7 separate regions of the Mus musculus genome follow, and regions 1, 2, 3, 4, 5 and 7 are each linked to region 6. A link is a loop called in an ENCODE intact Hi-C map of the cell type or tissue named here. Cell type or tissue: left cerebral cortex. All regions are shown on one strand.

Region 1 (4,000 bases), 1.2 Mb after region 6:
ATCATGACATGTTACATATAGTGAAATGTCACATTACACCCTATAAATATGTACAATTATTATGTATCAACTAAAATTGTAAGTGTTCTAAAGAGATAATTATGTACTATATACAGTTCTACTGAAGGAAGAAATATAATAAAGTTGCTCTTATTACTTTGTGGTCAAATGAATGATGGTCTAGATAGGTTAGCTCAGCACCTTTAAAGGCTTGAGGCTATGGACATTACTGTCACCTGTAAAACTCAGGAGCCAACAGTGATGATCTTAATTCTTTTTTATTGAATTTTACATATATTATATTCTGATCACAGTTTCCCCTTCTGCAACTCCCACCAAATTCTTTACAACTCCCTACCCACCCAACTTCATATCCTTTCTTTCTCTCTCTTTAGAAAACAAAAAAGGGCAAAAAGAAAAAAATTAAAACAAAACAAAAAAATAAGGCACACAACAAACAAAACCCATTAAGAAACCAGAAGCCATGTTATACAAGCAAAAGGTCAGTAAGACAAACAAAAAACTTTAAAAGACAACAACAACAAAAACAAAAGAACAAAAACAAAGCAAAATGAGACACATTTACAAAAATACTATTGAGGTCCTTTTGTGTTGGCCATCTCCTGCTGGACATGGGAACTACCCTTAAATATGGTTAATATACCCAATGAGGCTTCACTGGAGAAAACAAATTTTTCCTTTGCAGTAGTAATAATATTTTTAATAAATCCCGGTGTGGGATTACTACCCGCCTCAATGGTTTATGTTCCCGAATGAAAAACACAAACACAGTCATTATATTTTAATATGCCTTAAGCAGCACAATAGCTGGCCACCGCCTAGCCTCCATGTTGCTAAATCTACCTCCCACTGATAATTCTGAGTTACTACTTACTAATTTCTATGTTCTATCTTGGCTCTAGACCCAATTGAGCAACCCTCTGGGCTGCATTCTCTTGGTCTCTTTACAAGGCAGCTCTGCTCTCTTCCCTCCTTCTCCTCCTCCTCCTCCTCCTCCTCCTCCTCCTCCTCCTCCTCCTCCTCAAGGTCCCAAGCACAAAACCCCACCTCTTTCTCTTCTCACCAGCTATTGGCTGCTTTCATTTTTATTTACCAATCAGAATTAATTGGGAGCATTTGTTGCAGAAGGTACTGCAGACCCTCTCATGCAAGCAGTTTGGGGGGACACAATTAGCATTAGAATACCAACAGCTCTAATTTGCAAGTGAATGATAATTGGAGATAGCTTCTTTGTTGGGTGTGGAAGTTTCTGTCTACTTCCCCTTCTTAGGACAGGGACCCCATCTGGACTGAACATGTGCAGGCCCTATGCATGCTACCAGTCTCTGTGAGTTAATACGTGCTTTGGTATAACAGAATGTCAGTAGAAATAATTTTGTTACTATGCTCCTTGAGCAGAACAATAGTGTTTGGTTTTCATCTAGGCCCATCATGGCCTATCCTGTCTCATGTTCTTGGCCACCAGAGCAGTGCCATGCATGGGTTCTATTGATTATCTTAACTTTTTTTTTTTTTTGAGATTTATTTTATTTATATGAGTACACTGTAGCTGTTTCCATATACACCAGAAGAGGGCATCAGATCCCTTTACAGATGGTTGTGAGCCACCATGTGGTTGCTGGGAATTAAACTCAGGACATTTGGAAGAATAGTCAGTGCTCTTAACCACTGAACCATCTCTCCAGCTCACAATTATCTTAATTCTTAAAGTGTAACTATGTGCTTATCTAATGTTGTGTAACAGTCTTCTCCCAAACAAAAACATTCCATCCTGTAGGACCCTCCTTATGCAGGAAGGTAAATAACTCAAAATAGCTTCAGGAAGTCCCTGAAACTGACTAGATCCACTAGGTGTCTGTCTGCCAGAGTAAGCAATAAAAGCCGAGAGAGCCTGCTTCAGATGGGAGGAAACTGAGCTGCAAAGAGTCAAACCAGCTGAGTGCTGAAGAGGTTTAGGCCAGAGTGATTGGAAAGGACACTTCCAACCTGCTGGGCTGCTGCAGGCTGTGCACTGTGTTCCAGGCTTTCCCAGCTGGCATCTGTGCTGGAGCAGACCTTGGTGATGCAGCTGCTTTGAGTAATTTCTGCCTGTAGGTCACCTCTCTCTCATACTTCTGTCAGCAACCCCAACAAAACTCATTGGTTCACCAAGTTGGACTTTGGTAGTGTCTGTGCTTTGGATTGTCAAGAGATCCCTAGCTGGAGTGAGTAGATGTGTGTTGCATCTACCTATGAAAAGTTTTGTCACACAACAACTAATAAGATTCATATCAACAGCTTTCCATTTTAAGGATACTATCAATTCTTCAAATACCTCCACATCTGGTTTTAACCTACCAGGTTCCTGGAGATTTCAAGTTAGAATCTCATCTTAGAAATGGGAAAGTTGGGGTCACCTAGGAAAGACAAGGGTGCTGCTTCCAGGTACCTCATAGATTAGGCTTCTGAAGTCACATCCTTAACTGGCTCCATTTTCAGATGATGCTCAGTGGCAATGTGGGAGTAGGGTGGCATCATGTCACCCAGCCTGCAGTGTGATCTGTCTGTAGGTGTTCTTTCTCCCACACTCTCCCTCTCTCTTCCTTTATTCATGACAGGCAGGGCAAGTGTGGGGAGAAAAGAACAGGATGGGTATATGTGGAGGAGTCACTTTCATTTAATGTACCCCCCATTCTTCATTTAAGGGTTTATTTCTAGATCACAGGGGTGGGGATGTGTAACTGAAATTATTTAAATTGTATTGTAATCATCTCAAAAATGAGATTAAATTGAGGCACTGAGAAGAGGCAAGAGATAAGACACAACACACACATAGTCATACAGCACTTGATTTAGAATTAAAGGCCCTATATTCAACAGAGAGCTTTATCACTTACCTTGCTCTACTAAGGATGGTCTCAGGGGAAGCTGGCTAGACTGTTGTTCCTCTCATTAAAAACATGGCAAAAGTGTAACAGAATCTGATAGCACCTTCCCTTTATCTTCCTTAACAAATTGTGCCTTCAATCCAGCGTACTCAGAAATAAAGAATAACGATCATTTGTGTAAAGAGGGAAGACACACTCACATGCAGACATAAACAATAATAGAGGAAGAATAAATGTGAGAATCACTGGGCATTTTATCAAAAATAAATGTTACATAAATTCAAAGGACAAGATAGGTGTGCATCACAGAATTCAGATTCTTTGTGGCTCCAAAGGACAAAATTGGCAACAGCTAGTGAAACTTACCGGAAACAAATTTTAGGCAATTAATGAATTGATTAATTTAAGAGTTTTTAAATGAGGTAACCATGTTTTGTTTTTAAGAATAGCTAATTGGACCAGGTATCCAGTGTGGTGGCATATATTTTTGAGTCTAGCACTTGGGAGGCAGAGGCAAGCACATTTTTGTGAGGTCTTAGCCACTATGGTTTGTAGTAAGGAGTTCCAGGACAGCCAGAGATACATAGTGAAGAAAACCAAACCAACCAAACTACCAAACAGCCAACTCTACATCCCAAAATCCCGTGTCTCTAATATAGTTGATGAAAGTGATCTTCTCTTCTCTTCTCTTCTCTTCTCTTCTCTTCTCTTCTCTTCTCTTCTCTTCTCTTCTCTTCTCTTCTCCTCCTCCTCCTCTTTCTTCTTCTTCTTCTTCTTCTTCCTCTCTCTCTCTCTCTCTCTCTCTCTCTCTCTCTCTCTCTCTCTCTCCTACTGAGAATTCAGTCAACTGTTTTTATATGCTTTCAGAAGCATCCCACATCCCTCTTTCTTTTTATACCGGTGAAGAGTATGGCCACAAGAGGGCAGTAGGGGACATTTGTCAGACACTTTGATGTGTTGAGTAAACTCGGTGTGTTCAATCTCCATCGGGGAATTCGAAGACCCTGAGACCTTGCAGGGGTATAGCTTGCACAGGCCCTCGCGGGAAAGCCGTAGCCGCAGTTGCAGATTCACAGACTACGAACCAAGGAATCAAGACCCGTGAGCGCGGA
Region 2 (4,000 bases), 120 kb before region 6:
GTCCCTGCTGAAGCTTCCAGAGCCACTGGCCCCTCCAGGCTCCTTGCTCTGTGGCAGACACATCTGGCTCCCAGTGATCACATCTCTAAACCCAATGGTCCTTGGATACAGAGCCTTTGTCTGTGCAGATCACAAAGTAGCAGAGACCCATCTGTGATTATGTGGAGGGCTTGAGTGCATGGAGGGCCTCCTTTTCATGTGGAGTCCATCCCAAAAGGGAGTTGGGAGGTCTGGGAGCTTGTCCACTCAGCCCTCTTCCCCATCATGCAACCCTTCCCAAGCCTCCTTTGAAACCGGGCCTCAGTTCCTTGCTCTGCCATCTTGAAGAGACGATAGAGATGCTAATGCTATCTATGGTGTCTGCTATGGTGGTCTGTGTTGCCTCATGGAGTCAACCTTGGATCTCCCCGTCTAGGGTGTGACTGCAATGGGCACTCAGAGACCTGCCACTTCGACCCAGCTGTGTTTGCTGCCAGCCAGGGGACAAATGGAGGTGTGTGTGACAACTGCCGGGACCACACCGAGGGCAAGAACTGCGAGCGCTGTCAGCTACACTATTTCCGGAATAGACGACCCAGCGCTCCCATTCATGAGACTTGTATTCGTGAGTAGTAGCTTCAGGGACAGATGACTGTCCACTCTTTCTCCCCAGTTTGTCTCTGGGGACATGAAGGCCACCAAGGAGGAATGAAAATTTGGTCTCAAGGAAGGACTTGTGGGCTGTTTTAACTTAGCTGTGCTCTGCTGAGTAAATCGCTTACCCTCTCTGGTCTCTGGGCCATCAAGCAATGACTTGCTGATCGGTATTCAGCCTTTCTTTTGGGTGCAGAGAGAAGAAAGCACAAGAACAGCTCCTGCCTTTGGGGTGCACACACATTGTGAAACCAAGGGGTGCAAATCCACCCCTTTTGTTTTTCTGTTTCCCCAGTGTTGAGAACTCCTCTACCATGAGATTATATCTTAATCCTTCAGTCCCAGTACAATGGCTGGTAAATCCCTGTGGTTGAGTATTTGTTGACTGAATAATGGAATGGCTTAACATGCCCACCAGGCCACTGGATTCACATGGGACAGTGGTTCTCAATCTTCTAAGGCTGTGACCCTTCAATACAGTTCCTCATGTTGTGGTGACCCTCGACCACAGAACTATTTTCGTTTTCACTTCATAACTGTAATTTTGCTACTGTTATGAATTGTAATACAAATATTTGTCGTGCAAGACATCTGATATGTGACCCCTGTAAAAGGCTCATTGAACCCAAAGGGATTGTGATGCACAGGCTGAAAACTGCTGACAAACAGGTTAGAACAAGTGTTTCAGGCCAGTTTGATCAGGAAAAACCTTGTGGACAAAGGAGCCTTGAGTTTTGTGAGGCACGAAGGAGTCCAGGCACAGGCAGGAGAAGCTCAGTAGCTGGACAGAACTAGTGAGACAGACTAGTCTGCTTCCCCAGTCCCGAGGACAACCTCCAGGATGCTAACATCGGCAAGCACTGTTTTCCTCGCTGTATGGCACCTTCCGCCTTTTGAGGATGTCGTGCAGATTGGGCAGGGCAGTCTGTGAGAGTAGTCATGGTAGTCACTCAGGAAGTGATGACCACAGAAGCAAGGGAAAGCATGCTCCCTGATAGGAGTCAGGCACTGTCCTACCTGCATTCACTATTTACTGCCCAGAAAGAATGTCCTTTTCTCACGTGACAGACGGGGAGACAGGCACCAAGGGTTCCGTGCTTGCCTGGGGTCAGGAGACTGGGGGACTTGGAGCAGGCTATCCTGGCATGTCCCCTGAGCTCTAATTTTCCTTTGTTCCTGCCACTCAGCCTGTGAGTGTGATCCAGATGGAGCAGTCCAGGGAGCTCCCTGTGACCGACTGACGGGCCAGTGTGTGTGCAAAGAGTACGTGCAAGGAGAGCGCTGCGACCTTTGCAAGCCTGGCTTCACCGGGCTCACCTTCGCCAACCCGAAGGGCTGCCATGGTGAGTAGCAGTCCCAGGAAGGTGTGGGGTGGGGTGACATGGGCTGTCGGAGGTGCAGCTACCAGACCGAGCCTTGTCTCTGGAGTGTTCTCCTCACAGGGAGCCCTGCTCCGTGCATGTGTGCTTCACCACAGTCCTCCAGTAAGTGGCAGCACAGGCCTGGGTTGGAAGGTGGGTTTGAGTCAGCCAGTGCCAGGGTGGGCAGGCCGGCTGCCAAACCGCCAGGTGGCTGGGAAGGCGCAGTGGCCTTATGAGCAAGCCCTGTGACTTCAGTCTGGTCTCATTGCAGAGCTCAACTTTAGAGCGATGTACCGGCTCTGTACAGCATTAGCCTTGAATTCTGTTTGCAGAGTGAGAGTCTGGGACACAGTACCCTGAGGCAGGGCCAAGCAGAGCTTGGTAGGAAGGGTCCCTGGGGTTACTCTCTCCAGTAAGTCAGAGGGCAGGTGCTTTTCCAGTGCTGGGCCCTCTCTGGTGCATCCCCCCCCCCGGGGGGGCCAGCCTCTTTTCAGGAGTCTACCTATGCTCACCAGCCCTTCCTCCCTCCCACAGCCTGTGACTGCAGTATCTTAGGTGCCCGGAAAGATATGCCTTGTGAGGAGGAAACCGGACGCTGCTTGTGTCTGCCCAATGTAGTGGGCCCCAAATGTGACCAGTGTGCCCCTTCCCACTGGAAGCTGGCCAGCGGCCTGGGCTGCGAGCCCTGTGCCTGTGACCCTCGCAACTCCCTAAGCTCCCAGTGCAACCAGGTATGAGTGACAGGCCCTGGGGCTCTTCAGTCACAGAGGGATCCTACCCTCCAGTGTCTCTCATCTCTCCTTTACACTGTTCTCTGGCCTTCCTACAGCCAGGCCAAGCTACATCCGTCCCCTTTCCCCTTGGGGGAGGCCACCAGCTCTCCCTCCCTCTGTAGTTCTCAGCCTTGGGCCGAGCTTGTTTCCCATACCTTCTGGAACTCGTTGCTATAACTTGACTTTGGGCTTGTCTTTGAGTGGGAGCCCTAGTTTTGGGGAGTACCAGGTCTATAGAGCACCAGGTGTGGGGCACAGTCCCCAGAAGCAAAGACCAGAAGGGTTCCCCATGGCATTCTCTTTATTCAGTTTACAGGACAGTGTCCTTGTCGGGAAGGGTTTGGCGGCCTCACGTGTAGTTCTGCAGCCATCCGCCAGTGTCCTGACCAGACCTATGGACACGTGGCCACAGGGTGCCGAGGTACGTGCTTATTACATGATCATGCAGCAGGCATGTAGAGGGGAGGGATAAGGGGTGCTTGGTTGAAGGGCCTTGATATGGTTGGAAGGTGAATATTGATAGCCTGGCTAGCCCTGTGAGTATCTATACTTGAAGACTGCCTGGCCTCCCTGTGTCTGGATCAGGTTAACTAAGGTAGCTCCTCACATTCTAAGGTGAGAGGCAGGGGGCTTTGCTCCCACTCCCTGAGAGTAGTGGCCAGCAGCAGTGGAGAAAATGCATCTTGGGAGCTGGGGACTGGAGTGCTTCCCTGGAGTGCTTATATATCAGCAGTGGCATAGAACTGGAGTCTAATGACCAGCCTTGGTCTCAGCTCTGCCTTGTGGGGTCTAAGCAGTTTGCCCCTCTCATACTTCCTGCTCTTAAGGTGGAGGGAGGTGCTGTGCACTGGGCCCCTTCTGTGCCATGGTCACCTCTTAAACAAAAGCAGGAAACCAGACTATGATATGCAGATCAGATAGGTTCACATGCATGTAAAAGTGTATCTGGGAACGTGACTGGCGCGGTAGGTGCAGGGGACAAGCTTTCTGTCAGTCCCTGCCAAGGCTGGCTTTGCTCTAGCTGATGTCAACAAATAGTCTATGTCACGTAAGCAGGCCCAATTTCTTCATCCTTTCCACGTCCCTATACCCCTTGCTGGCCCCAGCCTCTGAGTGTCATTTCTCCCTGTTTCTAGCTTGTGACTGTGACTTCAGAGGAACAGAGGGTCCTGGCTGTGACAAAGCCTCAGGCCGTTGCCTCTGCCGCCCTGGCTTTACCGGGCCCCGCTGTGA
Region 3 (4,000 bases), 1.2 Mb after region 6:
CTGTCTTTTAATAACCAAGGGGAACCACTGAGGTCTTTCAATAAGTAGGGGCATATTCAAATGGACAATTATGAAAAGTCTAGGTTCACTCTAGAACATTCTATTTGCCTAGACTCCCTTCACAGTCTAGCCCACCTGAGGACATTATTCTTAAAGCTTTCCTGCTTCCATCAAAATTCTGATGATCCATCCTTGTTGGAGCCTATGTCCCTGACCCTATCACAGCTATAACCACGCTGTATATGGTCTAAGAGCTCACACTCAGGGTGGCAAAGTTTCTTGCTCCATAAGGTAAGACAGATTTTGTTATGTGCAAGCCTGGAGAAATATAGAGGTCATAGACAGCCTCTATAGATCCAAACCTGACTCTGATCAAGTATGCTATAGCCACTAATGACTCCTCTGACTTCCACCTCCTCACTTGTGAAATGGCAGACTCCTCTTTTCCTCTTGTATTTAGCAGTCACTATGACCTTAGATCAAACTAAAGCTTAAAAGTACCAAGCAGAAGTAGGGAAAGGGTCTGAAAAGTGGCTTCAGACAGGGACAAACTACCATGAATAAGAAATCAATCTGGTTCCACCCTGTAACCCCACCTAAGCCTCTAGGTGTCTTTCAATTGTCAGACTTCAGCCTCTGGTTGTCAGGCTTGGTTACACACTCTGAGGAAGATTATCTTTCTTTTTATTTTTACTTATTTATTTTTTTATTTTTTATTATTTTTTTATTTTTTTTTAAAGATTTATTTATTTATTATATGTAAGTACACTGTAGCTGTCTTCAGACACACCAGAAGAGGGCGTCAGATCTCGTTACGGATGGTTGTGAGCCACCATGTGGTTGCTGGGATTTGAACTCCGGACCTATGGAAGAGCAGTCGGGTACTCTTACCCACTGAGCCATCTCACCAGCCCCGAAGATTATCTTTCTTAACCCTCCATCAAAACTGACCTCTGCACCCCAGGGCCTTATCTCTCATTGAGTCTATGAATTGCAGTAGTACCCAATTAGCCTTCTCAGGCTTCTGGCCCATTTACCAGGAGAATGTGGGTTACTGTTGAAAACATTGTTGCTTCAGGCCTCTACCTCAGGCCTTAAAGCCAAGGGCAAAACCAAAGAAACAAGAGACTTCACCTCTTTGTTGTTAAGGGGCTTTCTTTGCCCTGATAGGATCTTTCCAAGGTCACATTATTGAGTCTTCCTTCAAGTCAATAGCTTCTGTCCCTTCCTAGGTGTTGTAGACCCATAAGACCTACCAGAACTGGAATGATGCAGTAGAGGGGAGGGGGGTAACTCCTCAGAAAGGAGCGTCAACCTTCTATGCTTGAGACCTTATCATTGTGAGATGATCAGCTGGAATTAGTGGGCCAGTATGAACAATAAGAGCATAATGTGTCCTCTCCATCGCCTCATCTCTATCTTCCCCTTAGCCTTCTCCCCAGAAGGTATCACTTTAGATTCTATATCCTCTTCAGGGAGGAGTCTCCAGGTAGCACTTCCCAGCTTCTGCTGAGTCAGCCATCCTTTCTCTGAGGTGAGATGGTGGATAGCCATGGTGATCTGTTTCTAAGGCATTCAGGAACTTCTACAAAGTCGTTAGTGTTCAAAGTACTAACCACAGCTGGCTCCCGGCTCTTCCAGCTTTCCCAAAACAGTAGTAACAGGCCAAACCAGGCCAGAGAATTTCCAGTACTGGGCAGGTTTCAGATTAGCAGGAGCCAAATCCAATTTCCCTTACATCTCAAAGACACTGAGGAAGAACACGGGACACCAGCTTGATTGCCTGAAAAAAAGAGGAAGCTGAAAGGCTATTAAGGTGTATGGTAACCTCCTAGGAATAGGCCTGGGAGAACCTCAAAGCAAGCAAAGGAGTAGGGAGATGGCTCAGTAGTCAATAAAATGTACGCCTTACAAGCATGAGGCCATGCGTTTCATCCCCAACACCCAAGGAGAAGAGGTCAAGTATAGTGGTTCATGATAGTAATACCAGCACTGGAAGACTGGCAGAACTTACTGTCTGCCCAGTCAGCTTAATGCCTATCAACTTCTGGAATCTTGGCGTCTTCCTAACAAGGGCATGGAAATTCCTCTCACTTGCCACTGATGGCTTAGATATGCAGACTTTGTCACCTGTCTCTTCTACCCTTCCTTCCCAGTTTCCATTCTGTGCTCTGCCTTAGACCGTCTCCTCCTTATCTCCACATCTGGCTGATGAACATGCAGGGAGCTGGACCGTGCCTCCCTCCCTCTAATAGCCCCTGCTCCCTCCTATCTTCACCAACTGATGATCCTTATGACTCTACCTTCTGTGTTTCTCCTCCTCCCCCTCCTCCCCCTGGTATCTCTGCAAGAATAGAACAGTACTCCAGTGAGTTGTTCCCCACCATCCCCCAAGCAAATAGTTGCCAGGACTTTCCAAGTCTCCACCTCCTTCTTTCCCACATTTCAAGCTTCTTGCTAAAAGTAGCTGGTACAAGGTGGTAGGTACAGCCCTTGCAGTAATAGGCAAACTATGGACACATTTGAAAAAAAAAAACCCAATTATATTGTAACTGCAAGACTAACAATCTGAGAACTCTTCCCCAAGAGACATTTGGCCCGACACATGTATTCTGCTAACTTCTCTTTTGTTTTCAAAGGGCTGAACCTTTGGGTCTCTACTTCTTTCAATGATGTATGTATTTCAGTGTTATGTATGTACATGTATCTATAACTTCTCACAGTACACATACACATGGTATCTAAATGTATGCACAAAAATGTCTGCATTAACACACATGGCTACACATGAATGCACAGTATCTGTGTATGTTTACATATAGTATCTGCACATGGGCACACTGAGTCACAATGTGCACACACAATGTTTTCACACAGGCAATGTCTATATGTATGCAATATCTACATATATGTATACAGTGTATACATGCATGCACACTGTGTTTTCATATATGTACACGTCTCCAGTGTTTGCACATGCAAAATAGTCCCTGCATAACAGCATCTGCATGGATGCACACAATCTCACAGTGTCTCCATGCATACTCACATGTGTGCTGTGGAATGCTTGTGCTCAGGCAACATTTTCCAGGAATGAGAGTTGAGCAGGCTGCAGTAACAGATGTTGCCTGAGTCCTAACTGGCTGCCCTCTTGCAGGTCAAGCTGGTAATGAGGGGATTAGCGTTAGTTCCCCTCATCTCATTCCCAATATGGCTAGTTAATGCTGGTTCAGCTGGTAACATTTTTATTGGCAAGCCCTCCACTTACCCTTGAGATGGGCTCAGCACACACACTTAACTCCAGCCCTTGATCTGGCTGAATCGTGGGAGGCACTGAGTTGTCCTTACATCTTCTGCAGATGAGACAGCTATGCACCAAAGATCAGTCTGTTCCTTTGTCCCACTGCAGAGAGAGACTAGGCTGAACCACAGGAGAGTTTCACTGTGCCACATATCTGCTATTTGATACTGAGAACTTCACTGGGATTCTCTGAGACTTCCTTGTATTAGCTCTTGATGAATATAACATGGGGCTTACAGAGCTTGTTTCAAGATAATTAAGACAATTAAGATAATACATTCACACATGGTAAGCATTCAGCAAATCCTAGATAAAGTCTAAAATGTAACCATGGTTCACAGTATAAGAAACTAGAATTATGGGATTTTTCAAGAGACTTTCAGAAGCCTTACCAATCCCATATCCCTGGTGTCATGGAAAAATGGCTGAAATGCTAGAGGACACATCTAATACTTCCTGCACCTGCTCATATCCTGAGTACTTTAGATATATCTGCTTAGAAGTTTTTATATGAAATAATTGGATGCACAAGCACCAGTAACCTGAATCCATCTTGGAGAGCTTGGCTCTGAATTTTGCTCTTAGCCATTTCTAGCACTACTTCTTGCATGAACCATAAGGCAGCTATACCCAGAGAGAGCAAGGCTGGCTCAAAGTCCTCTATTGTTACACATCTTCACCAGATGTGATGGTTTGAAT
Region 4 (4,000 bases), 120 kb after region 6:
CAAATGTTCCCCAAAGGTTTCTGTATACTTGGGCAATGGCACCAAATCCAGGTCTCAAGGACTGAGTCTCTCTGATGCTTCTTTCTCAACTCCAGTCGACATACAGTTTGTGTCCATTTTATTGTCTCCAGAATTGAAGGTGTTTTTCTTTTCTTTTCTTTTCTTTTTTTTTTTTTTCTTTTCTTTTCTTTTCTTTTTTTTTAATTTTTATTTAAACAGGGGAAACTGTATTACCTTTCTAACTGATCAGGAAACACCCTTGACATTGTGCTGTGCACAGTCTTCACACTGAACTTTCAGAGATAATTCTAATAATATCAGCTCATGCTCAGAGAGCTGTAAAAATGAAAAAAGAGGAAGAACCTATCTCATGCATTGTTGAGCTTTTTTTCTGGACACAGGGTGCTTTCCTGTCATTTGCTCTCAGCTCTCAGTGCTCCCTCTTCCACACTGGTCCTCCCCATAACTTCACCCATTGGACCTTTACTTCTTCAGGTAGCTTACTGCTTGTTTGTCTACCATTCCCCCCCCCCCCCCCCGGTCACCTCTGGTAGACAGGGTCTCTTTTCTTTCTGGGATGCTGGAAGACTTTGTATATATCCTACCTTTGATGGTCATGATATTGCCCTATGTTGAGGTTTGACCAATTACCACACACATCATGTCATTCATCTTCATCAGTTTGAAAAGTGATATACCCTTATGTGCTTATGCATCCTACGTGAGCTTACATGGTTTCTATTTTTCAGATGGGGAAAACTGAGGCTTATAACTGGTATGTCAGTTGGCAAAGGTACAGAAGAATTAGGCAGACAAATCAGTGTGAATTCAAGTCCGTCTTGTATGAAAGCTACCACAGAATGGTAGTAGGTTAGAGTTGAGAAAGAAGGAGCACTTGAAAGATAAGGAAGGCTTTGAGGAAAGCTTTGCAAGAAAGGAGAACACAAGTTGGGCTGTGACAGCCAGATCCTTGAGCAGGTGCAGAGGAGGGCAAAGTGGGCAGGAGGACAGAGGAAAGTGTGGCAGAGGAGCCACAGTCATTGCTGGAGTCAGTGGACTGAAAGGCAGGCTTCCTTCCTCTCCTGCTTTGAGCTGCACCCTTTGCAAGGGACCTCCTTACCCCTCTGTCCTTCTCAAATTGCAGACCAGAGAGGAGGAGGCTTCCCCACTCCAGGAAAAGCCCCGGGACTCACATTTTCTGCCACCTTCAATTCTAGTCTTTAGGTGTTCTGTCTGGTAAACAGAGTCTCCCCCTGAGCAGCCTGGCTGTCCCACACTTTCCCAGACTCATCATGCAGTCCTTTCTGAAGAAGTCCACAGCGATGCCTTAAGGCAAGGTCGGTGTGGACCAGCACCTCCCTAGGAAGTGGGCTGAGTGCCAGGTGCCTTTGTCATGCCTACTCTTCCTTCTACTCTCCTGACCCTCGCTCCCAGATCCACTACTGCAGAACCTGTAGGCTAAGACCTCCCTGGGACTGGGCTCTATCACCTAAAATCTCAGCTCCAAAGCACAGGGGCAACTTAATTAAAAATTTTTACCAGGACAACAGGAGGTGATTCCTGGCATCTCAGCAGAACAGGAAGAAGCAGAGACCTTGTTCTGAAGGCTACTCCATGTACTTAAAAACCCAGTGAATTAAGGTCTGACTCACAACTCCGATTATCGATGGCTGCCAAGGCTCTGGTCACAGCCACACAAAGTTGTTGCTATTAAAGCCTGCTATCAACCCCATGTGGGATGATCCTTCTGTCTGAGTAAATGTCACTAAGAAATAACAGCCAAGATGGATTCATAACCCTAATCAGAAAACTAGGCGTGGTAGTGAAGGCCTGTAATCCCAGTACTTGGAAGCCGAAGCAAGAGGATTACTGTAAATCTGAGACCAGTCTTAAGAAATATCAGGCAAATATACAAATGTGGACGAGACAAAGTATCAGTAGAGTATTGGTGTTGTGTTAGAAAGAGGCTATGGAGTCATCAGCTATAACAGGATAACAGGGTAGATCAACAGCATAGTCTTTAAATGCCAAGGTGCCAAACTGTATGTGTGGGTGAGGAGGAACAGCAGCTTCTATTGCAAAGCCAGGAGAGTGCAGCAGAGGATACTTAGCAGGTTTTCTATTTAAAGAGGAAACCGAGAACTTGTATGATTTAATTTTTTTTTTTAGTGTTTCCCAATTTTTCTGTAATAAGCAGGAACAAAAAATGATATAGAATAGATTGCTATCCTTTCTCCAAAATGTCAGTATCCCACTTCCTCATCCTGAGAATGTTTGAGGCCACATGACTTAAGGACTTCACATATGTGGTCAAATTAGGGATTTCTAGGTAGTGTGGTTATCCTGGTCTTTGCATGGAAGAAGTGCAGAGTCCTAGAGACTTGAAGAGGCTACACTGCTAATGGAAGAAGATGCAGCCTAGGAAGGTCTTTCTTGGAGTCTCAGGAAGCAACACAGGCCTGCCTTATTCTCAGCCTGTTGAAACTCATGGCCTTGGAACTGTGACACTACATTTTTGATAGTTTTGTTGTTTGTTGTTGTTGTTAGCAATCCCGACAAACTGAATCAGCATACTTTCAGACTGAAAAGCAGTGTCCATGAGCCTGGTGTGGTGCTGTTCCTTTTACAAGCATTCTCTGGAAAGCAGAGGCAGAAAAACAGAGTTTGGCTAACTACTCAGTGAGGCCCTATCTTAAAAATCAAACAAGCAATAATTTTAACAAAGCCTATTGCCCTTAATGGGGTTATTGGGTAGAAGGCAGAAAAGAGATGGGGAAGGGTCTAGTTCAGGGACAAGCCTCCTCAGACCACAATTAAGTTGTAGAATGTTCTGGGCCACTTGTAGACTGATCGAGGCTCTGTAAGAAGAATTAAACTGCTTGAACTTTGCTCCCAGAATGCTTTTAGCTGTTAGAACAGTCTCTTTTTAACCCTGGAAAGCCAGGAATCTGTATTTACTTGGCTCACCTCTCTGTCCCTGCCACTCAGCAGCTAGCTAGCCCATAGCTACTACATGCTTTGAATGGGCAAAGGCATGACTAGGATTCTAGAAGCTTCTGGGAACATCTTTTTCTCAGCTGTGGGCACTCAAGGCTGATATCTTTGTTGCCTTCTGTATGTAGAGCTTAAGGAAAGCTGGCCCTCTTCACTGAAGCCCAGTTCTTCAGTGTCAGCATTTGGACACATACCAATATGTAGAGCTACCACAAACCCTGCTCTGAAGTGGTAGTGGGGTCCTTGGTGTGCTGGGGGTACCTGTTTCAGTCTCAGCAGGATCCCAGTTCCACATGCTCTGATAATGCCCTTGGCTAGTTTACAGAGAAGATATTTAGGGCCTCAGGGCATGACTGAGCAAGAAAGGGTTGTCCTATTGTCCCAGTGTTTTTTGAATTCAACTCTCCTTAGATAATTGTTTTACCAAGTGAGGAGTCGTGGGAGGCTTTGTGGGGGAGAACATAGGCTGGCTTTGTTTGCATTTTCTCATATATTGTATTGGCAGGTCCCTGTGGAATCTCTCAAGGTGGCCACATTGCTTATATTTTTGCTAGGACCAAACACCACACAGAAACAACCTAGTGGGGCAGGAGATTTCTTTTGGCTCAGGGTTTCAGAAGTTTCAGCTCATCTGTGGTCATTTGTCTGTGTGCTCCTGGGCCCTTTTGTGAGGCTGAACATCAAGGCAGAGGAGTGTGTGGAAGAGGAGATTGGATATGTCATCACAAGCAGGAATCAGACTGAGGAAGGGACCAACTACAATGTTTAGAAGGCACACCTCCATTGACTTACTTCCTCCAGTGAATCCCTACTTTCTAAAGTTGCCAGAGCCTCCCCAGATAGCATCAGCAGTTGGGATTTAAGCATTCGACACACAAGCCTGTGGAATCCAGTTAAACCATAATCGCTTTGGGAGATACCAGTGCTGACCTGTGGCAGAGAGGTGGGGTCCTTACTCAAGTATGGCCTTACACGCTCGCTCGCCCTGACTTTAGCCACAACCTTT
Region 5 (4,000 bases), 140 kb after region 6:
CACTGTTAGTGGGACCTTATTGGTGAGAATTGCACTTTGTTTCGAGGACTTGGTAGCATGTTTTAAGGCTGGGTCAGGGTCTGCACAAACACACACACACATAAGCCCCAGTGTCTACCAGGACTTTCAGAACAGCCTCATAGCAGGCTCCCTGGCATTTTGGCATTGCTGTGGTGATATTTGGTACTGGCTTGTGAAATACAAACCTGCCCTACAAAGGCCATGCTCCTGTCAGACCATGTGAGAACCCAACATGTCCCTATTGGGGATGGGTAATTATGGAGGCCAGACTCACAGGACCCAAGGCGAGCTTTCTGTTATCCTGTGCTTTCATGTGCATTTGAAGGAGACACTGAAGTTGCATAGCAACCAACACATTTCTAGATCATGAGGAGCTCTCCAAGGCACCGATGACACAGACTGCCCGATGGCAACTAGGTTGAGACAGGAGGATGCCACTCTCCTGAATGCTTAAGGCAGGTGTTGGACATCTGTGTCTCTGCTGGATTCCATGTCTCCCAGAAGGCTCAATCAGAAGCTAGACTTTAAACCTCACCCCGAGACACAGAGTAATTACAGGGTGGGTGTGCTTTTAAGCTGGAGACAGGGGAATGAGTTTTAAAGAGGGAACGTGAGATTTCTCGATTTAGTTTACTTGAAATACCTGGTAAAGAGTTTCAGATTCTAAAATAGATGGTAGCTGACATTTGCTTAAGTTTAGAGGATGATGTAGCTTTCTTGGTCTCTGAAAAAGAGTAAAATCTACTTTAGACTCCCACCAGCCAACTTCATAGCAACATTTGGGGCTGTGAGGATGAATCTGAGGCAGGGACTGGACATTTGTGGAATGCCGGGAGCCTGGAAATCAAGCTGTGGCATGCTCCTCAGCTGAGACATTAGAATATTGTTAGGGCCCTCCCACCCCAACCCCTGTGGCAGCTCCGGTCTCTGTACAGCTCCTGCTTGCTTGCCTCAGAAACAACACACTCTGAGCCTGCAAGGAAGCTTTACATTCTTCTGAAGAGAATGCTCCCCGCCCCCCATTGTGATGAGTAAATCAAGTAGGGGTTAGGCCATGTGATGTGGAATTTTGATTTTAAATCATTTCTGACATAGTTCTAAGATAAAAGCTCCCGAGAAAGGGACCCTTGCATTGAGACACAACCTCACTGCCTGGCAGCAGCAGCAGAGAAAAATCAGAAAGAAAGCTTTGGAGCCTTTCCAGTCTCTGCCTTGCTGTTTATGTGGTGGCTATCGATTCTCTAGAAGAGGACTCATACTCTGGGCAGCAAGGAGCTATATTTATGTTAACCCGTGCACTTGATACCTCCTCACTGAGAACAATGAGGCCCATCTAACCACGAGAGGACCACACATCTGCATTTAACTGGGCTGGCCACAGAGACAGTCCGGTGTCAGTGCCTGGAGCAGGGGAACTTTGGAAGGGAACCAATTCAGAGTGCAAACTAAGAAACTGAGACTTGGGTTCTCAGGTTGGGGTGCAAATCACAGAGGACAGATTCTCTGCCAGTTGCATGTGGGCTCTCCTAGGGATGATAAGAGATGCTGTTGGCTCAGGCGCGCCACCTTGTGCTAGGACTCTGCTATCACCGTTGGCATTTAGTGGCAGATGGGGGGAGGGGGATTGTTAACATCGAGAAGAGTGGAACAGTAGTAAGGGGTAGTGAGGGAGTGGTGTGGGGTTGGGGAGAGAAGAGGTGGTAGGAAGGTTACAGAGGGAGATGGAAGTGAGAGAGGTGACAGTGGGAGGGATGGTTGTGAGGGGATGGTAGTAGGGGTGGCAAGTGGGGGGGGGGCAGTAGCAATTAATCTGTTTTTTCCTGTTCCATTTTTTCTTCTTTTCTATTTTCCTGTCTCAACTGCCTCAGCTCCCCTCTCTCCACCTGTCTCTTTGGACCTAAATAGATTTCTCTTTTCTGTTTGGAAACCACACATTATAACTATCTACACATTGTCACCAAAACCAATTTGTGCAAACTAACAGGCTTATCAGTGCCACTGAAATGAGATTAAAACTGCTTCCAGTGAAACAGATAAAAACCAGATGAATGAAGCCTGCTAATAAGACATTAAAGATAATGAGGAGAATGACTAACCGGTTGATACAGTGAGCAGTTACGAGAGCCCGCTGCTCAGGATCAGTAAACTGCTCAGAATCAGTAAAAGAATCCACCTTTAATTCCCCTTTGTCATCGAGATATGATCACATTCGCATCATCATAGTTTGGTTACTATTTATCTGTGAGAGCAACATCACACCTTTCTCTAAAGTGCTTACGGGTGGGGAGAGTAAGAGAAAGGAGAAGAAAGACAATTGCTTTGGGGATAAAGCTCTTATTCCTGCTTTTTTAAGACTGGAGGGGGATGTTTAATACCTTGTTTATGTTTGTGTGTTGGTTGTGCAGGCACACTCTTTCATTTGTTTCACCTCTGAGAGGGGCCAGCTCATAGCCAGCCTGCTTTACATTACACAGTTAGCTAATTATCACATTAACAAGCCACATGAAGACAATCTGAAAATTGCATTTCTGTTAGTAACATCTTGGGCCATGGTCACTGTAACCCTGGTGTCTGGCTTTGCGTTGCTGTGGAGAGCCTTTCCTCTATCCTGCAGCTGAGTAGATGGATCTTCCTGCCTCACTGGGTATGAGTTAATGGGGAGGGAGTGTGGAAGAGAGAGAAGTCATTTACCATTCAGTTAGAGCTTTCCCAACCATATTCAGTTAGAGCTTTCCCAACCATATGATATGCAGGCTCAGTGTTGTGCTCCCTGAAGGAAGGCAGGTGAAAAAGAACTCTGCTCTGCCCTCAGGGGCAGGAAGGGGAATAAACAGAGACTAGATGACAGGCGGACAAGTCCAGGGACTCTGTGATTATAGGAAGCACCACAGACGCCTGGAGGAGGGAGCTGCTCTCCAGAGGAGCCAGGGAAGGCTGCTCAGAGGAAGAATTCTTTGATGTGGGTATGAAAGGAAGAATGGGCTTTGCTAGAGGGAGAAGTGGTGTAGGGCAGAGATGGAGTAATTGCACAAATAGCCATGAACGGCCCTGCTGTGTTGTGGGAAGAAATGCTCGGGGAGGGGGGGGGGGGAACCTGGGAACAGCTGAGAAAGGAGGCCAGCGAAGAGGCTAGAGGCCCATGTTCCATGCTGATCTTTCCACATTTATTCTTAACAGTCAGGCTCACTCTGATCAAACCTGTTGTGAATGGATTAAAGGCAGAAATGAGTGGAGTCAGAAGGAAACCCAAGCCTGAGCCCTGAGGTAGCAAGAAGTTACCCCACTTAACTTTTGACAGGCTGTACCATCTCTACTAGCTTGCACCTTTGAGCTGAAGTTTTAGCGTTTGCTAGCCCAGGATACCCTCAGACTTTCTGGGATTACTGGAAAGTTTAGGTGTAATGCCAAGCCCAGATCCCCTATAGACTGTAGTTGGCTACAGTCACTGTAATGCCAAGCCCAGATTCCCTGTAGATGTCCCTGGCTCTGTAGTTCTTCAGAAGTTCTGCTGTGGACAGGGATTAGAGTAGGATGCTGATGGTCACAGCTAGTATGATTGTGTGTGCCCTTGCTGCTAGATGGGGAAATTGCACAAACAGCCAACAGTAGTTGGAGAATCACTACAGCATGTAGGGGACAGAGGAAGTCCAGAGTGAAAGCACATATTGGAGAGAGACACTTCCTGTCTTCAAGATGCTTTGCTGAGTGAGATGGAACTTATACATTATATAAGAGAGACAGCAAGTTAGGGGTAACCCTCATCTCAACCATCTTTCAACAGCTGTAGTGGCTCAAAACTGATGAGAGACTGCACCATTCCCAGAATGTTGGCCCCTTGAAGATGGAGATGCAGCCACTGTTGTTCAGAACTCATCACAATAAATATGTATTGAATAAACCTATTAGACATGAAGTAAACCAAGAAAGCAACGGCAATATTAGCCTAGTGGTAGGCAAGAGCAAACTATGCAGATATGTC
Region 6 (4,000 bases):
CATGCATATATTTGAGACCGTGCAGACATATGCATGTACGAGCATGCCTGCAGACCCTAAAGCTACGGTTTTGCTGGATTCCCTGAGAATGTATTGCAGCATAGCAAATGGGTATCACATGTGACATATTGTAATATATGCACGGAGGTATAAAGCATACCCATGGCTTTGGCCTTAGTTCATTCCACAGAGCAAGAGGAAATTTTAACCTATAGAATCACATAGTGTAGAATTCGACAGCTTTTCAGTTGCATCAGGGTTGAGTGTTATAGGATTGGATTGGTGCAGTGGGGGACATTCAGGTTTAAAGTACACTAACTTGAAGCCTTTTGTTGCCTATCATTTCATCTTTCTCAGCCTCCATTTTCACACCTATAAGGTGGGGTGGGTGGCCTCCTGGTAGACCCCAGTGTAACCTCTTACACCATAGAATAAAGAGGTTACAGAATAAAGACTATCAAAGGTGGCTCTGAGGTTAAGAGCAGTAGCTGCTCTCCCAGAGGCCCAAAGTTTAGTTCCCAGCATCCACAATGAGTGACTTAAAGCTGTTTATAACTCCAACTTTACCCGTTGCCTTTGGCCTCCTCAGATACCTGTGATTACATGTACACACACACACACACACACACACACACACACACATGGACGGATGACAGAGGTCATCCTGGGTGTGATTCTTCAAGAGCCCTACATTGGTTTTTTTTGAGACAAGGTCTCTCACTGAACCTGGTACTCACAAATAAGGCTAAGCTAGCTGTCCAGTGAGCCCTAGGGATCCTCTTGTTGCCCCACCCCAGTGCTGGGACCATAGGCCCACCATAATTGTTGGTCTACCTCAGTGCTGGGACCATAGGCCCACCACAACTGTTGGCCCAACCCAGTGCTGGGACCATAGCCCATCATAAGTCCTGTACTGTTTAGTTTTGTCAACTTACACAAACCTAGTCATATCTGGGGAGAGGAACTGCAACTGAGAAAACACCTCCATTGAATTGGCCTATGGGTACATCTGTAGAGCATTTTCCTGATTAATGATTGATGTGGGAAGGCCCAGCCCACTGTGGGTGGTACCATCCCTAGGCAGGTGGTTCTGGACTGTATAAGAAAGGTAAGATAACTGTGGGCCTAAGAACAGCCGCTAAGCAGCACTCCCACATAGTTCCTGCCCCTGCTCCTGCTTGAGTTCCTGCCCTGACTTCCTTCAATAATAGTCTGAGGTAAGGATGTATAAGCCAAACAAACCCCTTCCCCCAGGCTACTTTGGGCCGTGGTGGTTATCACAGCAATAGAAGGCAGACTAGGATAATGTTCAACTTTTACCTGGGTGTGAGACCAAACCCAGGCCTTCATGCTTGTGTGACTTTATTGATTTTTACATGCTTTATTGGCAGTCCTGACTGAACAGCCCTTTAATGTCTTAATTTCCTCACTGCTGAGAGGAGGGACCTTGAGCATGTTGACATTTTCAGGTTGGTCCTGCAGAACAATACACGGAATCAGAATTGCTGCTTGGTAAGATGTAGATCCCCAGCGCTCCCTACTCCAGTCAGAGTCTCTGGCAGGGAAGGAACTCCAGTCTGTGCTGTAATGGCTTCCTGGGACTATGCCAGTGCCTTCCTTATCTAGCATTGTGCTGTCAAGTGGCTCTCCAGACAGACTGAAGTGCCAGTTAGCTGGTCAGTGGAGATGGCTGCCAGTGCCTGGGGTAGGAGTTGGGAGTCCTGGGATGATGATGGAAGAGTTTGTGGGATTCCATCAGGCCAGTGAGGTTGAAAGTTGGGCTTCCTTAGTCATGACAGGAGATACAAATCTGCCGGAAAAATCCATTTCCTCTTATGTCCACAAGGGGTCAGTAAAACATCAGGTCTGTCTTTGTTTAAATTTCAGAACAAAAGAATTTTGGCAATGCAGGACAGGCCAGATAAGCCTTATTTATGGCTAGCTTCCCAGCTTCTGAGCGCCTCTAAGAATCACTCTTTTCGGAGGGAAGTGCATTAGCCCACAGGCCTGAAAACTTACTTTCAACCTTTTCTAAAATAACTGTCCTGGGGGCTCCGGAAGTCACTTTAAGATAGAGAAAATTCCGAGCCTTGTATTTCCTGAGGGTGTCTCTTTAGAGTCGTTCAGGATGGCTGGGCAGCTGCTGGAGGGCCTGTAGCAGAGTTGTTAGGCAGAATAGTTGGGCAGCCACCTGAGGACCTAGGGCAGGATTACTAGCCCAGTTTTGGAGGCTCTAAGAGGCTACAATACCTCACTGAAGATGCAAAGTATTGGAACTGAGTCAGACACCATCTGCTACCTCTTTGTCCAGGGCCATCTTCATAAAACCCTGGTTGTCTTTTATTATCACCTTGTCTGAGTTCAGAAGTTTTTTGTTTTTTTGGTTTTTTCTTTCTTTTTTTTTTCTCTTGCTCAGTTTTCCTTCATTTAGAAGCACAGCCACAGGGTGAACATGGAAGGGCCTGATGTACCATTCCCTTCCTGGGCTTTTGTGCCTCCCTGACATAAGATCTGAGAGCTATCCACAGTGACTGATGCACCCCAGGTGATCGCCTAGGGGCGTAGAGCTTTGAAGGTCCTTCCTCCTGTCCCCACGCCCTCCTTCCCTCCTGTATGCTGGTGGCTAAGGACAGATGAGCTACAAATCTGTAAAGTGCCAGGTCACAGAATTCTGTAAGCGCCAGACACTTGACTCCAAGAGCTCGTAACGATCAACACTGGTAAACTCATCAATTAATTAATCAGCTTGTTTGCCAGACCTCACAAGAGGAACTCTGACACACTGGGCATTTTCCTGGGCATGGGTGTTTCATAGCCGAATATGATGTGGGCTTTGCTACGAAGGAAATATGTTTCAAGCAGAGTTTCAAGCAGAGAATGTCAAAGATAAAATCAATGGCCCTGGTGCACCATGGAGAGGGTTGTAGTGGGAAGATAAAGGAACATGACATGAAGCCTCTCCCACCTGGTGGGGGAAGAGCTGACAAATGACATTTCCTAAGCATCCATGAGAGAATCCATGTGGGGTTAGTGAGGGGTGGTTTGAAAGACAAAGTTAGGAAACCTCTCTGTACATACACCTGGGCCACATTCCCTCACAGAGCCCCTGTAGCTAAGCAACGTGGTGGCCCACCCCTATTCGACAGGATGATGTGTGTGTGTGTGTGTGTGTGTGTGTGTGTGTGTGTGTGTGCAGGCTCCTTGAGAAGGACTGAATGAAGCAAGCCTTCCTGCTCCCTCGGTCTCTGACTGCTTGTCTCTGCCCCAAGGGTCCTGGAGGTTGGGAGTGAGTCCTGAACATCAGTTCCCTGGCATCCACTCAGAGCCCAGCTTGCTAGGATTCTGGAAGACCAGGTCTAGATGGGTGCAGGTCTCTTTGGCAGAACGTGTGCTGGGAGATGACTTACAGTTTCTTATACCAGGAAAACTCCTTCCTTTTTCTCTTTTTTTTCTTACTGGGAAGCAATTTATCTAGATTTTCCCAAGCCCATTCTAGAATTAAAATGGAAACTCTAGAGTCCTTAGGATGCCCTCCCTCTGGGCCAGCTGGGTGGCTAAGGTATTCTTTGGTTCTTCCCCTCTTTAACATGTTTCTGGTACACACTGCATCTGTCGTTTCTCTTTGCTGGGAGCAGAGGTGGTTTTGATTAGGATGAGGGCAAAGCTTTGCTCCATAGGCCTGCTTTGCAGTACCCAACTCTATTACACTCTTCTTTGGGGAATTTCTGCTCACACCCCCTGTGGCTTTGAGCTCTCTGTAGTGGATGATTCATCCTGGTATAAGAACCATTGAAATCTCTCTCCCCCTTCTTCCTCCCCTCCTGCTCCCCTCCCCCCACCCATCATGATTTCTGCAGACACACTGACTACCCTCTGCCTGATAAGGGCTGCCTTAACACAGCCTCACAGCTTGGTGGCTTAAATAAGAATATAGTCTCTCACGGCTGGTGTCTAAATCAAGGCATCCATGAGGCACCTCCCAGAGCCTCTGGTGAAATAC
Region 7 (4,000 bases), 250 kb after region 6:
GGCCCCAGGTCCTGCTCTGACTCCGGTTCCTAGCAGGCAACTTGGCAATGAGGAGACAAGCACTATATAAATGCTAAATAGACGAGATGCTGTGCCTGTCTCCAGGATAAATAGACCGTCAGTTCCTGCTGTCAGAACTGTACCTTTTATGAACACAGATGTGTCTCCCAAGAGGATGATACTGGTCCTATACTGTCTCTAGTCTTTTTACAATTTCTCTCAATCTTGATAACAGAATGTTTATCTGCTTTTATTTTAATTTCTTTTTGATATTATTGATTTTTTTTTTCCAGAAGGACTTTACGGTTTGTTATTTTTGTTTCCTGAATTTGTATTCAGAAGATGGGATCCTGGGATTTCCTCTGGTTACCTTTCCAAAAATGAAAATGATAACAGCCATCTTTTGCATCTCAGTTTTACATGAATTTGTCTCATAAAGATCTGTCAGCACTGGCCTCAAGTGATCAGGACTCCTGTCTCTATTCCACCACCTGCTCTCTGTGTGACCTTTGGTTTATGACTTGGCCTCTCTGTTCACATTCACTTCTCCCTGTTCTTTCACTTCATCTGTTAGGTATCATCTAGGCAGATCTGTTCTTCCTACTAAGGGGTGAGTAGGATAATTTATATGAAAATTGAGGAAGCGATTGCCTTTTAGATGAGAAGCCTGAGGCATTGAGATGCTGCTCAGTTTCTTGTACTATGGGTTATCAACCACAGAGGCTCTGTCTAAGCAAGACTTCTGACAGCTAGTGATAGTGATCCATCCTATGCATAGATACAATATGATGCTGAGACTCTATCAGGGCAGGCAGATGTGAAAAGGATGTTGTTACAAGATACATTAACAGAGTCTGTTGATACTGGTCATGGTGGTTAAGAACCCGCCCTGTCTGAATCCATCTGGCCCTTTCTTGATAATCCCCAAGCCCACCATTGTCACCCTGGCAGACATTGCGTTGTTTCTCAATGGCCACTCAGTGCAAGGATGCCCCCTCCCTATCACCCCCCCTGTCATGCACAGGTCACATCTATATGCGTGCACATGATCTAGGATCATGAAGATTAGAAAGGACATTTTCCCAAGACAGCCAGGGTTGGTTAGGACATAGTTGGTTTCTAGGAGACTGTCAAAACCAAAAGGAGCAAACACCAAGGCAGGGGCTACCAGAATTCCCTCTGGAAACCCTTTCCTTCACGGTATACTCTGGAGCCTGAATCTCTAGAGGAGCAGCATCAGACTCTCTTGGAAGACCGAGCACTGGGCTCTCTCCTTCCAGAAATTCGCATGTGTTAGGTCTAGTGCTGGAGGAAATTTATATTTTAAACACGTTTTCAATTGATGTGATCTTGCACCCCAGACAACATTTTTGAGAACCAGGAGCATACAAAGAAAGAAAGATGCACCACCTGTGTCTCTGGCTCTCTTATTTCAAATTCACCTGCACTGAATAAGAGACACACTTAAAGGTCTACCCAGGAGTCCTCTGTAGATACATGCAGTGGCCAGGAGTGTCCTCACAGGGCCAGTAGCTCATGATTTGCCTATGGGATGGATGAAGACTGTGGCTCTTTGTTGTGGATGAGCTACACTGGAGACTGAGTAAATAAACCCAGCAGAGGCCCAAGGATGGCCCTCAGTCTTGCAGGCAGACCCTCTCTTCACTCCTGTTGTTTTGTTCTGCTGCCTTCTCATCGTCTTGTACTGACAATAGTCGTAAATAACCGCAGTGCTGTAGAGGAATCATTTTAACAGCAGAGAGTCAAATAAATACATTAGACCTGACAGCTTAACTACGCACAGTCCATTTGGATGTGGTGGCCAGCTGCTCCCAAGGACTGCACTTCCAGGAGCAATCGCAAGAGGTCGCACAGAGCTCACCAGCTGGGCTTCAAACTTAAAGACAGCAGAACCCAGCTAAGGCTGTGTTTTGCTTGTAACTTGTCTGGGAGGTAGAGTTTGCAGGCGATGTGTGCATGTGCATGTGACTGTGTGTGTGTCTGTGTGTCTGTATGTATTTGTGTGTGGTGGTGGTGGTGGTGGTGGTGGTGGTGGTGGTGGTGGTGGTGGTGTGTGTTGAGGCTTGTGCTTCCTTGACCTGTATGGGTCCACAGCAAAACCATAGTCCCAACAACATGCTATCCTTGTGCCATTCTAGCCCCTCACAGGCATCTAGGACCATTCTTTTTCCACATGGGTCTTTAACACTTGTAGCTGACACCCCTGTTTGAGCTGCCATTGCCGGTTCTAGGCCTGCTATCGAATTCCTGGGGTGTTTGTTTTTCCCTTTCTGTATTTAGCACTTAAGGTGCTCTGGTATATGCCACATATTCATGTTGTCCATCCTTTCTGGAGGGCAATGTGCTTTGGGGCCCAAGTTTCCTCAGAGCCAAGCACAGCCCTGGATTTCATCCAAGGCACTGAGTGAGCTCTAGGGTCCCATTTCTAGGCGCTATAGTTCTGGAACCATCATGGGTCAGACACTAATTCACCAACCAGTGTAAAGTAACTGAGTGGGAGGAGCAGGGTGTTGTAATATGGCTATTCTCCCACAGCCCCTCACAGCCCTAATGGAAGGCAGGCAGGTCTGTGGATAGCAGTTCTACTGTGGATTCTATTTTCAACCTAAAGAAATAAGGGCAGCTGGAGGCTCAGGCCAGCCCAAGCCCTCTATCTAGCACAGTGGGACTAGAGCAGGGAGGATGTGTGATCTGCTGCTGCTGTGCCCAGGGCTGAGAGTTCAGAAGCAGTCAGCTCACTGTCCCTGAGCTCTGATGCCAATATGGGTTTGCTCTCTTCTTACTTATCTTCCTGGATTCTGAGTATCAAACTCCTATTCACATAAACTTGGTTTCAGACTCTTTAGAACCACCAGAGTAGTTGCTACAAAGCTGTCTTTTCTTCAGAGCTTGATTAAAGGGGATGCATTTTAGGAACAGTTAGTAGCTGTCTTTGGATCTGTGATCACAAGAATACTTCATGTTCTCTAAAGGGAGTTTAGACTATAGCGGGTCAGACACCAGAAAACACTTTCTGACATTGAAGTTATTAGATGCTCTGATGAATACCATGCAGACGCTTGCCTTTCTCTAAGGACCACATGGCATTACAACATGTTCTTGTGTCCTCAGAGCTGTAAACATCTCCCTACCATCATGAATTGGGGCCAGGGAGGAGGAGCCATGCACAGGACTGCCTACTCTCTACCATATGGTGCCTGATGGGTGCTGGCCATTTATGTGCAGGCTGCAGGGAAGTAGCCATGTTAAAAACATCCCTCTAACAAATCTGATCCGAGAAGATTCCAGTATTGTCCAACCCCATGGCCTCAGTAGAATGTTCCAGAGTGGACACAGCATGAAACCTCTGTTCATCCAAGAATTCCCAGCAGGCATTTTGTCTCTGAAATTGGGTTCCTGCATAGTCATATTGTTTTGACAACCATGTTTCTCAGATTATAGATGAGAAAACCAGAGGAGAAAGTCTTTAACATACATGCTGGGGTATGATGGGGAAATAAGGAAGAGGGAGAGGGGAGGGAGGGAGGGACAGAGAGAGGGAAAGAAGATGAAAACTGCGTCTAAAGTGGAAGAGTCAGTGCCGTGGCTCCCGAGTCACTGACACTGGACAGGTCCTGGCTTCTGGCTGTTTTCACCCTTGCTGTAACTCTCACCTTCAGTTTCCCGAGAGGCTTTCCTGCTTTTAGAATTAGTGCCCTGAAGCCCTTACCCCTTCAGCCCAAGGTCCCACAGGTCACAATGACATGAGATCCAGAGGCAAGGCTGGTTAAGATAGGAAACAGTGAACAGCAGGACACCCCTGCCTAGCCTCCCCAGCCCCCCCTTCCACTATGCATCACAACTGGTCAGCACCATCAGCAGCTCAGTTTCTGATGCACACTGCATCTGAACATGTTCTGTCTGCCCTGTATTCTGCAAAGCTACTTTGCCTTCTTCAGACTCGTGTGAGATCTCCATCTGTGAAACTGTCATCCGTGGT

Evidence for each region. A loop is a pair of places that touch in the nucleus more often than their neighbours do. Peaks named below come from ENCODE experiments on the same cell type or tissue, not always from the same donor. Only the 100,000 strongest peaks of a DNase experiment are listed, where the experiment ranks them.
Region 1: it touches region 6 in a loop (9-fold over the local background); 4 of 42 quality-filtered maps call a loop at or near these places.
Region 2: it touches region 6 in a loop (3-fold over the local background); 3 of 42 quality-filtered maps call a loop at or near these places.
Region 3: it touches region 6 in a loop (5-fold over the local background); 2 of 42 quality-filtered maps call a loop at or near these places.
Region 4: it touches region 6 in a loop (2.6-fold over the local background); 15 of 42 quality-filtered maps call a loop at or near these places.
Region 5: a loop joins it to region 6, with 6 times the contacts of the local background. A loop is called at or near these places in 16 of 42 quality-filtered maps.
Region 7: a loop joins it to region 6, with 2.0 times the contacts of the local background. A loop is called at or near these places in 16 of 42 quality-filtered maps.

Annotation. Positions count from the first base shown.
Region 1 is chr1:194,615,093-194,619,092 of GRCm38, forward strand. No RefSeq gene overlaps it. Among named protein-coding and RNA genes, the nearest start is that of Plxna2, 2.7 kb to the right of the region's middle. In left cerebral cortex, CTCF peaks have their summits at 1,588 (motif pointing right) and 3,828 (motif pointing right); DNase peaks (open chromatin) are centred at 2,586 and 3,824; H3K4me3 peaks cover 162 bases; H3K27ac peaks cover 162 bases.
Region 2 is chr1:193,328,220-193,332,219 of GRCm38, forward strand. Lamb3 (laminin, beta 3) reads left to right here. Exons shown (of 23, transcript NM_008484.2): 10 at 416-604; 11 at 1,821-1,976; 12 at 2,529-2,725; 13 at 3,077-3,188; 14 at 3,904-4,000. Among named protein-coding and RNA genes, the nearest start is that of Gm51741, 13 kb to the right of the region's middle. In left cerebral cortex, a CTCF peak has its summit at 2,128; a DNase peak (open chromatin) is centred at 2,161; H3K27ac peaks cover 301 bases.
Region 3 is chr1:194,683,740-194,687,739 of GRCm38, forward strand. All of the region lies in intron 3 of Plxna2 (plexin A2), which reads left to right. Gm46202 (a long non-coding RNA gene) reads right to left here. Exons shown (of 4, transcript XR_001779695.2): 2 at 3,269-3,403; 3 at 3,050-3,163; 4 at 1,260-1,783. Among named protein-coding and RNA genes, the nearest start is that of Gm46202, 34 kb to the right of the region's middle. In left cerebral cortex, no CTCF peak of the experiment used is centred here; a DNase peak (open chromatin) is centred at 2,398; H3K27ac peaks cover 1,401 bases.
Region 4 is chr1:193,570,971-193,574,970 of GRCm38, forward strand. No RefSeq gene overlaps it. Among named protein-coding and RNA genes, the nearest start is that of Mir205hg, 63 kb to the left of the region's middle. In left cerebral cortex, no CTCF peak of the experiment used is centred here; a DNase peak (open chromatin) is centred at 2,060.
Region 5 is chr1:193,587,647-193,591,646 of GRCm38, forward strand. No RefSeq gene overlaps it. Among named protein-coding and RNA genes, the nearest start is that of Gm31870, 66 kb to the right of the region's middle. In left cerebral cortex, a CTCF peak has its summit at 1,588 (motif pointing left); DNase peaks (open chromatin) are centred at 420, 622, 1,200, 1,578 and 1 more place; H3K27ac peaks cover 1,715 bases.
Region 6 is chr1:193,447,878-193,451,877 of GRCm38, forward strand. No RefSeq gene overlaps it. Among named protein-coding and RNA genes, the nearest start is that of Gm31753, 29 kb to the right of the region's middle. RefSeq lists an enhancer at 1,452-2,308. In left cerebral cortex, a CTCF peak has its summit at 1,847 (motif pointing right); DNase peaks (open chromatin) are centred at 1,638 and 1,827; H3K27ac peaks cover 1,570 bases.
Region 7 is chr1:193,697,212-193,701,211 of GRCm38, forward strand. The region is part of intron 2 of Gm31870 (a long non-coding RNA gene); the gene reads left to right. Among named protein-coding and RNA genes, the nearest start is that of Gm31870, 44 kb to the left of the region's middle. In left cerebral cortex, a CTCF peak has its summit at 1,842; DNase peaks (open chromatin) are centred at 1,862 and 3,184.